3 separate regions of the Mus musculus genome follow, and regions 2 and 3 are each linked to region 1. The links are chromatin contacts, found by POLR2A ChIA-PET in ENCODE. All regions are on one chromosome and are shown on one strand. Each heading gives the region's core, a stretch centred on a gene start or an enhancer-like site at or near the end of the contact. The rest is flanking DNA. Distances are from core to core; before and after follow the strand shown.

Region 1 (3,363 bases), core at 601-3,100:
GTGCTTAAGGATTAAGCTCTATCCTATCGTTTTAGCTCTTCAATCAAAATGGTTCTCCTGTTAACACCTAGTAGGTAAAATACCTGAAACAATGAACACGTCTTTCTGTAATTGCTCTCTCCACCTTGATAGCTTGAACTGCAGATTCTTCAGAAAAATAAAATTAAGGGATAGGGTGGGAACGGGAGTAACCAGAAGCCTAGAATAAGAAAAGTTAAAATCAGACACTGCAGCAAGCAGAAGTATCAATGTCTACCATGACAATTTATCATATTTTAAATATAGTCAATACAAATGATTTTTCACTACAATGCAGCTCTTGGGATGTAAACAGAGAATGCCTAGTATGTAGTAAAGTAAATATGCTAATATTTTCCATTCCACTTACTGTTCTGGTAATTTCCTTGCTTTGAAATGCTTTTTTACCCACTGACATAGAAACATTCGTGGGTGGTGGTGGTGGGAATAAAAACCAACTGAGTTTTTTTTTTTTTTTTAAATACAGCCCCATTTCAATATCTCTAAAACTAAAAACTCAATCTAAAGTGGAATCAGATATGCAAGTGTTACATGACATATGCTGTTACTATAACCAGTCTGTCCCCGATCTAACAATTAATGCTTACTGAGTAACTCTCTTATTTTCTGTGGCCTGTTAGTATCTGTGCCCAATTCCTCATAAAGGTTAATTCATCTAATTGTCAAGAACCTGAGATTATCAACGACTGCATTTTAGAGAAAGATACAGGGAAGTTGGCACCTGCTAGGTTAACACATTTAGTCAGTGAAGAATGAACAGAGTTCCCAAACTGACTGTGCAGCCCACGTGCCTCGACAGTACTTGGGAGTTTTCTACTTCATCAAGCATAACGAGCATTTGGTACTAGAGGTTGGTGTGTGTGTACAAACAGATTGCCAGCGTGTTGTAACAGGCGAAGGCAGCAATCTTAAACTAGGCAGTAGTTAGAAAACCTATTCCTTAGCAGTGGACTCTCCTTCCAGCCTCGATTTAAATTTAGCAAAACAGAGAGCTTCTCGGAGCCACTGGTTCACCATAAAATGAAGTTTCCCCACCTCGTTGTCAAGTGGGCACAAAAAAAAGTAGCTTTGTTTTCTTAAAAGGGCCCCGTATTCCTTTCTCTTCTGAGGTACATCCCAGCAGCTCTTGGGGACAAAGCATCTGCCCTCCTAAGTTTCCAGTTCCTTTCAGGGAACACTAGGGTCTCCCCTTAGGGGCCTTTTGCTGCCAGGCGGCCCTAGGTGTGAACGGGAGCGCAGGCCAATCGCAAAGGTTAAGAAGCAGAAGGGGCCGGGCAGCTCCACTAGGACCTAGAAGTATTTCAACGCGGTCACTTCGCCCTGCGGCCAGTGACAGCCATCCCTCCGGGCCAGGCGTGCACTGCTCGCAGAGCACCACGCCCCCGGAGGCATGCTTCTTGCCCTAGCCTACCAGTGGGTGACACAGGATTCCTCTCGCCCCAGGAATGTCGACTGTGCCATCGACATGAAGTCGTGTCAACACACCCAACACCTTTCCACTCCATCTCCATCGCCCTACCGTCTCGGCTGCGGCTGGGCTGCAGAGCCGCGTCGCGGTCCCCAGCCGAGCACGAGACCGCCATTTTAGACAGCTCAAGGCAGCGGCCATTTCGGAGCGGCCCACTCGCCGGTGGCTCAGCTCACCTTCAGCGAGGGTCTAGGGCCAGTCGTCGGGGACTGGAGGGAGGAGGGAGAGATGAAAAACAAAACAGAGGAGAGGAGGACGCGGGACGGGGTGATGCTGTCAACTCAGGGATACCGCCTAAGCCACCTCAAAGGGCCCCGACTCTCGGACGGCGCGGCCTGAAGTCTGAATTCAGGGACTCTTAGAGCTCCACTGCGGCCAGACGCGATGGTCTGCAGGAGCGACTTCGCCGCTGTCCAATCAGCGACAGAGCTCATCCCTACCGCCAATCCGCGCTGAGCAGCGAGGCGGGACTAAGAGCCCAAGTTTGGTTGAGGCGCGGTGTGACCTGGGAGCCGCCTAGCCGGCTCTGGGCTCCGGGCTGGCGGGCGAAGCCATTGTTTTCTGAATTCCCCGGCACGCCGTGGGCCTGGCGCGGGTTTAGAGAGCAGATTCCGGGGCTCCTCCAGTTCCACGTGGCTGATGCTGACAGACAGATGGCGGCCCAGTCGGCATTTCCCTCAGCTCTGTCGCTCTGCAAGGACTGCTGAGACAGCTATGGATCCTGAGCTCGCCAGCCTAGGCTGATGGTGGCCCGGTCACTCAGTGCTTGGAAGCGGGAAGAAAAAACTCACCTTACTCGGCGTGCATAAACCTTTACCAGCCGGGGGGTTAGGCCAGGCCAAGGGCACGCCTGATGTTTGGCCTCCCAGGTGGCCCAGCAGGACGAAAGGGAAAATCCTTAGAACTCTTCTTTTTCTGAGGTTTACCTCAGCGTTACCAACTCATCTCTGTTGGGTGGGCTGGCAACATTTGGGTGTTTAAGCCATCTATCCCCGTTCTCCCTCTTTTCCAAAAGGGCATGGCCAGGCTTGAGGTCCTGTGTGTAGGGATTAAAAAGCATGTGCCACCATGCCCCGCGAAGCCTAACCCTTAATAGTAGTTATCAGGACTGATGGCAGTCATCAAGCTTCAGTATAATTTTGGAATAAGATTTTGTTTATTATATATTTTTATATATGTCCCCAATGTGAACTTCACATACCTGGTTTGTGTCTTTGTAAATTGGAAAAAAAACTCAAAAATAAGACAATGGGAAGAATAATTAAACATATTCGTGTTTAATTAAAGACTAGGATTTAACTTAGGCTCTATATGCTGACGAGTCTACTGTTCTTGAAACATACAGATTTTTTTCTGTTAATTGCTGTGTCAAATTATAATTTATTATATATTTATATACAGTTATGATTATAATATATGTTGGTTGAGAGAAAAATACAGGCAATGTAGGACTCAGCAAATAAAGATAATAATACTGTTTATAGAGTGCACTGTAGGAGCCAGGGGCTGTTTTATGTACTTTTTGTTTTGTTTTGATATTTGAGACAGGGTTTCTTTGTGTAGCCTTGGCTGCCCTAGAACTTGCTCTCTAGACTAGGCTGGCCTTGAACTCATAGAGATCTGCCTGCCCCTGCCTCCTGTGCTGGAATTAAAGGTATGCACCATCACCACCTGGCTGTTTCATGTTCTTTCAATGTTTTAATTCATATACTCATCACCAGTCTAAGATCAGATCCTAGTTATAGGTAAGGACTTAGAGCATAGAGAAGTACATTTTGCAAACATGACCAACTGATAGTCTATGTTGGGTTCCTTTTTAGTTGTGGGAACCACAAATTGTGTATTTGCTTGTGTGC
Region 2 (3,363 bases), core at 232-2,731, 94 kb before region 1:
AATAAATTTAATTTAGTTTCTTCTCAAGAGTTTTAAGAGAGTTAAGAGGAAAACTATAAATGAACTGGCATTTTTCATAAATACCTACGAGTGAAATATAGCTGAAACTAGGTTGGAGCTTGAAGCCAGAGAAGATGAAGAATCAAGAAAAGATGGCAAAGAGATAATAGTAGCTTTGGCTCAGCAGAAGAAATTGGGAGAAAGAGCAGTGAATATCTTAAAAAACACTGGCTAGCAGGGATGGAGGGGGGCTCTGTTTTGAGACAGGATCTCTCTATTCTGTAACCCCAGATTAGCCTGGAACTCCATGTATAGAGTAGAATGGCCTAAATTCAGCGCTCTCCTCCTGCTCCTCCCTCCTAAGAGTTGAGATTAAAGACATGTGCCACCACACCCAGTTAAACTAACCCTTTTTATTCCCCATTTGGGGGGGGGGGTTCGAGACAGGGTTTCTCTGTAGACCAGACTGGCCTCAAACTCAGAAATCAGCCTGCCTCTGCCTCCCAAGTGCTGGGATTAAAGGTACATGCCACCACTGCCCGGCCTATTCGCTTATTTATTAAGATCCTTCCCTTGTTTATTCCAAGCACAAGAAACTATTTAATACTCTTCTATAATGAAATCATGAGCTAAAATGTTTTTGAATTCTATAATTTCATTATTTAGGTTTAATAGAATTCTTTTGATTTTATTTAAATCAAACCTAGCAGTTCCTTTTCATTGTGCTCCTAAAGAAATATAAGTACATTAAGAAATATATATAAGCCAGGTGCCCAAGCATATGCCAATAACTGCAGCAGTCAGAAGGCTGAGGTCGGGAGTTTCAAGTCAACCTGGGATACAGAATATCTCAAGAAATAAACAGGGTCTGCAAAAAGTTGCCTGGCTCCAACGCTGTCTATCTGAGTTCGAGCCCTACGACCTTCAGAGTAGGAGAAAACTGATTCCCACAAGATGTCCCCTGCCCTCCATTTGCCACACCATCGCTCGCATGTATCCATATACAAATATGTAACGCAACAAATAAAAATAATAATCCGTGCATTATTACCATAACTTCAGAATTCACTGATTATGTCTATTTAAACTAGTCACAACGACATCACCAGTGTGACTTGCACAAACTGGCTGGGACAACACAAAACGACTGTAAAGCTGATAAAAGATTGAATTATCCCCCAAGAAGCTTAAGTGGCCGAAGAGGCAAGGCACCGCCCATAGAATTCGTCACCAGAGGCCCCGCCCATAGAGGCGTGGTTTCGCCTCACCACCACCACTCCCCGCTCCGGCGCGGGTCTGTGAGGAGCTCAGTTTGGACACCTTAGCGGCAGATGCCGCGTTCCCGAAGGCGCTCGGTCACCTACGGCTGACACAACAACAACCTCAGGACTATCAGTCTTTCCAAAGAAGGACGCATCAGAGCCGCCAGGCGGGCGGAGCTCGCGTGGGACACGCCCTACTGGTAGTGCTTCCGGGACAGGGGGCGGGGCCTCCGGAAGTGGCCGGTCGCGGTCTGAAGCTCGTTGTTTCAGCGGCGGACAGCAGAGGAGAAGCTGGTCTCCGGCAGCTCCGCTGGGTGTGAGGTGTGGTAACCTCTGTAAGGCTGGAAGCCGGGACTGCGATCTGCCGAGCGGCGGGGTGAGAAGCGCCTGCTTTCAGAGCTCACCATGTCGCGGGGCTCCATCGAGATTCCCCTCCGGGATACTGACGAGGTGGGTGCCGAGTGTGCAGCGGGGGAGGGCTATGAACTTGGACGATCCCAGCGCCGATTTTGCTCCGCTTGGTTTTTGGAGGGGAGAGCCGCAGCCGAGCTTCTCGGCCCAGGCACCACTCAGCTGGTCACCTTTCTGGCCGCAAGGACTTCGGGAAAGTTCGCCTGCAGCCTGCTCCTTGTTGACAGTCGGCTGTCTTCCGAGGCGCAGGGGTGTGAGCGCCGAGTAAACCTCACCTCTTACAGAGGGGAGTCAGTGCCCCAGGGGCTACCTGCTGCTCCAACTTGGGATTTGTTTATTTTTTTAAATCTCCCTGGGTATCTGAGAGACGGCTCTTAATGCCATGGAAGAAAAGTCTGTCAAGGCACACTATTAACACAGCTCTCTGGGCGAGATAAGGGGCCCGAGATTTAGCCGCTCCTGTGTGCTGATGGCAACGACCCACTTTCATCCATGGCGTGTGGTTTGTCCGAATAAAGCTCCAGCGTTGCCTCAGTCAGACTAGATTTTACACACTTTTATTTTCGATCGAGGTAGAATTCATTTCTAAAATATGGTGGTCTTGGGTACATTCCAGAATATTTTTCTTCTAATTGTTGGTGCCCACATTTTAGGCATGTATGTGACCCACGATACTGCCTCCGTGATTTAAGTGACCGTTGGTATTCAACTTTGCCTGTCCTCTGGGATAGAGTTTCTCAAGCTCTCAGACCTATGGCATCAGTGTTTCGTTGGCCTATGGGTTGTACAAGGTTTCATTTTGGTTTTGAGTAAGCAAGTCGTTGAGAATTTTATAGTTTTAGCGATGTGAAGAACGACCAACAGGATTTGCCTGCTTTTCTATGCTTTGACCAAACCAGACTACAACCTGTTTGCCATGTGTTTCCTAAATAGGAACATGTATTAATTAGTTCACTCCATTGAAAGTGAGTACATACCCTTTGTGTATGGGCATTGATGAGTATTCAAAACACGCAGAAGAGAGAAATTGTGAATTTAAAAAGGAAACGAAACGTTTATTCTGTGTTTTAGGTCATTGAACTTGACTTCGATCAGTTACCGGAGGGAGACGAAGTCATCAGCATTCTGAAGCAGGAGCACACACAACTGCACATATGGATTGCCTTGGCGGTCAGTATTCCTAGAGCAGATTTTTCTGTTGACTAAAAAAACATAGGATTTTGGTTCTCAAGTACAGTAATAGCCCACAGGATTAAATCTGTTGTGCATGATTAAATCATCTGTATGAAAATTAGTAGCAGCAGAGGCAGGTCGATCTCTGAGTTTGAGGTCAACCTGGTCTACTTCCAGGACTGTGATGGCACGTACTCACGAACAATGGTTATATTCTCATTTATGGAACAGTAAGGTCAGTTTCCCAACTACAACTCTACTGGTAAATTAATGTCTGTTGATAAAGGTGAGAGATTCATTTAAGGTAAATAGTTCTCTATATTGAGGTTTTAATTACTTCGTGGTAATTCAATGAAACTTAGCTTATGTATAGATAGAATAAACATTACTTTCCATAGCTTTTCTTCTAAAACATTCTGGAAGGTGATTAGGCTCCAAGCTAATGCAGAAGAAGGCCCTTTTGCAGTGAAATTTATCTCGGTATCACGTTTTTTGTCATATTTGTTCCTGCCTTCAT
Region 3 (3,363 bases), core at 377-2,876, 67 kb before region 1:
TTCATTGGTGGCTGTTGATTCTGTTACTATAATAAAACGTAGCTAGTAAGATGTCCCAATAATAAGAGAAGCCCAACTAATGGGTTTTGCTTGACATTCTCTAGCCCAAGCCAGAACGCCTGCCTCCTTCAATGAAGGGAAAAATAAAATCCAAAGCCATTATATCATCAAGTGATGATTCTTCAGATGAGGATAAACTGAAAATTGCTGATGAAGGGTAAGAACCCCCCCCACACACACACACCTTGGTAAATTTTAATGGTAAATAAGTCCCAGTTTGATAGGGGGCAGGAATCCCAGGGTAAATTCTAACTGTGGGAAGCTACAGTAGCTGCTAACCAGCCAGCTGGACCCTCTTCTGTGTCTTTGTCTTTAGAGGAAAAACAGAACTGGAGAGCAGATGACTGGCAGTGGTCAGTGTGCTGTCCTCGCCAGCTTCAGGCTGGCCTTGTACTCTATGCCTAGCTGTCTTGTAGCGAGGAGAAACCACGACACATATCAGCTTAGCTGATATCCTAGATGGCACACTCATCCCTAAGCAAGTGTCATCTGCTGCCCAGCACTGACAGGCCAGCAACTGCTAGGACTGGCCTGGACCTGGCCTTGTGGAGATGAGGAACTTAGTGACCATTTCTTCCCCTGCTGGAGACACACCTCTGCCTTCCTTGGTGGACTTAGCTTACCCACCCTCAGCTCATAGCCTTGATGACGTGACTCCTGACTGCGCTTGCATGTGTGTTTCCCTCTTTTAGATCGGGACACAAGGAGCCTTTCTTTAGTATGTAGGACGCTTTCCCTTCTCCCTAACCTTCCCAGTCTGAGTCCTGTTGGAATGTGTCATGGAAACCAGAACTGCTCAGCATAAGTCTGAGGCAGCCTCTCTCAGCGCTTCTGACATATTGAAGCAGGAGGCCAATATCACAGCTGCTGCTATCTCCCTTTCCCTGACACGTCAACCAACAGTGAAGGAAGCTGGGAAGAAAAGTTAGTAGCCTAAGGCCCCTTACTTAGCCCTGGCTTCCTGTCTGATAACCTTGTCCTTGTGAAGACCTGGGGCCTTCACAAACCTGAGAACAGCACTGAGGTCACTCTTCTTCAGGTGTCTGTTGACATGGATGTTTTAGGACAGAAGTGTTCTGCTGTTCCAGTCTTAGGACTTCTGAGTCTCAGCCACCATCAGGGAGCCCATATTTTACTTGTTTTGTTTTGTTTTGTTTTGTTTTTCGAGACAGGGTTTCTCTGTATAGCCCTGGCTGTCCTGAAACTCACTTTGTAGACCAGGCTGGCCCCGAACTCAGAAATGTACCTGTCTCCGCCTCCCAAGTGCTGGGATTAAAGGCATGCGCCACCACTGCCCAGACACATTTTAGCTTTGTGCCTAGGATTCCCCATTCTGACCTTCTGAGTTTGAAATTGAAAAATGCCTGCTAAACAGAACCTAACACTCACTGCTCATGTGCAGACTGGCTGCCGGTCACTGTGTGCTCCCTCATTGTTGATCTCAGTTTACAATGAAGTGTCCGCATTTACAGAATAGGACACAAAACAAGTACCACAGGCCCCAGCTCCTGTGTAACGCACAAAGGCTGACCCAGAACAGAAAGTGCATTTGGCTGTCCTAGTGTCTCATCCTCACCTCTCTCTTCCAGACATCCCAGGAATAGCAACAGCGATTCTGATGACGACGAGAGGCCCAACAGACGCGCCTCATCTGAGAGCGACTCAGATGACAACCAGAACAAGTCTGGCAGCGAGGCAGGCAGCCCTCGGAGGTCGGGTAGACAGGAGTCGGATGAGGATTCCGACAGTGACCAGCCGTCCAGAAAGAGAAGGCGCTCCGGCTCTGAGCAGTCGGACAATGAGTCTGTGCAGTCAGGGAGAAGCCCCTCCGGAGCTTCTGAGAACGAGAACGATTCTCGCCCGGCTTCTCCAAGTGCAGAATCGGACCACGAATCAGAGCAGGGCTCTGACAACGAGGGCTCTGGCCAAGGCTCTGGAAATGAATCAGAACCAGAGGGCTCAAACAACGAGGCCTCAGACCGAGGCTCAGAACATGGGTCAGATGATAGCGACTAGGTTTATTTCATCAAAGACTCCATGGGTTGGGAGGAGCTTTATAATATATAAAAGCTGTGATAAGAAACCTTTCAGGTGGTTAGTCACTTGTAAACTTTTTCTTAAGGCAATTTTTTTTCTACTTGTATATTTACTAACTTCCAAGAGACATTTCCTGTGCTGGAGAGTCCAGTGTCCCAAGCTGGAGCAGTGAGACTCCTGCATTGTGGTGCAGCTCCACCTGCCATATGTGAAAACTGCAGTGATAACACAGATGCTAAAGCATTCCCAAGGCTTGCAAGCCAGGCTAGCCCCTCCCCTCTCCTCTCCTCTCCTCTCCTCTCCTCTCCTCTCCTCTCCGGTAGGCAGCATGCTGCTATGTACAAACTTGTACCAAATGTTGCAGAAGCAGAGATAAAAGCCTTTGTTCCCTTTTGAGTTGAGACTGAGTTTTATCTCCAGAGGAAGAGATGTCCCTGTACTGAACTCTGTTGGAAGGGGTTGCAGCCATGAGCAGAGTGCAAACACGGGAGGGTAAGGTGTGGAAAGTGCTTTCCTGGTGTCAGAGTGGGAAGACCTCCCCAGTCACTTAATAAACCCTTTACCAACCATGCGAGTGCCTGTGTGTCCTCTTTTTTTTTTTCTTTTGGCTCAATAACATATATTTAAATATATTAAGCAAAACATTGGGAAGCTATCCAAACCAAAGGCAGTTTCATCAAGGCTTTTGTAATTCATGGCAGATTTCTGGAGGCTTTTTTTTTTTTTAAATATACTAGAAGGCTACAGTTTTGTTTATTTTATGTATATGAGTACACTGTAGCTTTCTTCAGACACACCAGAAGAGGACATCAGATTCCATTACAGATGGTTTGAGCCACCATGTAGTTGCTGGGAATTGAACTCAGAACTTCTGGAACAGCAATCAGTGCTCTTAACCACTGAGCCATCTCTCCAGCCCAGCTATGGATTTTTGTTGTTTTTGTTTTTTTTTTTTTTTTTTTTTTTTTTTTTGAGGCAAGGTCTCTACATAGTCCTGGCTGCTCTGGAACTCAGTATGAAGATTAGGCTGGCCTTGAACTCACAAAGATCTGCCTTTCATGTCCTGAGATTAAAGGCATGTGCCACACCGATTTTTAATAAGTAATTATTTTTGTAACCATTATAAAAAGTCTGTGGCAAGTCGGGCAGTGGTGGTGCACGCCTTTAATCCCAGCACTTGGGAGGCAGAGGCAGGTGGATCTCTGAGTTTGAGGCCAGCCTGGTCTACAGAGTGAGTTCCAGGACAGCCAGGGCTATGCAGAGAAA

Evidence for each region. ChIA-PET counts read pairs that join two places held with the same protein, here RNA polymerase II (POLR2A).
Region 2: POLR2A ChIA-PET joins it to region 1 with 47 read pairs in embryonic stem cell. The contact joins the promoter of Ctr9 here to the promoter of 1700012D14Rik in region 1. POLR2A ChIA-PET finds 5 or more read pairs at or near these places in 5 of 5 experiments (Patski and embryonic stem cell).
Region 3: POLR2A ChIA-PET joins it to region 1 with 12 read pairs in embryonic stem cell. The contact joins the enhancer-like site here to the promoter of 1700012D14Rik in region 1. POLR2A ChIA-PET finds 5 or more read pairs at or near these places in 4 of 5 experiments (Patski and embryonic stem cell).

Annotation. Positions count from the first base shown.
Region 1 is chr7:111,120,825-111,124,187 of GRCm38, forward strand. It overlaps 1700012D14Rik (RIKEN cDNA 1700012D14 gene), which reads right to left and starts at 1,851. Exons shown (of 3, transcript NR_015573.2): 1 at 1,559-1,851; 2 at 84-199.
Region 2 is chr7:111,027,470-111,030,832 of GRCm38, forward strand. It overlaps Ctr9 (CTR9 homolog, Paf1/RNA polymerase II complex component), which reads left to right and starts at 1,482. Exons shown (of 25, transcript NM_009431.2): 1 at 1,482-1,712; 2 at 2,745-2,843. The coding sequence starts at 1,668.
Region 3 is chr7:111,053,710-111,057,072 of GRCm38, forward strand. It overlaps Ctr9 (CTR9 homolog, Paf1/RNA polymerase II complex component), which reads left to right. Exons shown (of 25, transcript NM_009431.2): 24 at 105-217; 25 at 1,650-2,668. The coding sequence ends at 2,076. Among named protein-coding and RNA genes, the nearest start is that of Ctr9, 26 kb to the left of the region's middle. Within about 2 kb of position 1,627, at least 1 of the 3 ENCODE cell types and tissues checked has a DNase peak (open chromatin) inside an H3K27ac peak, as active enhancers do.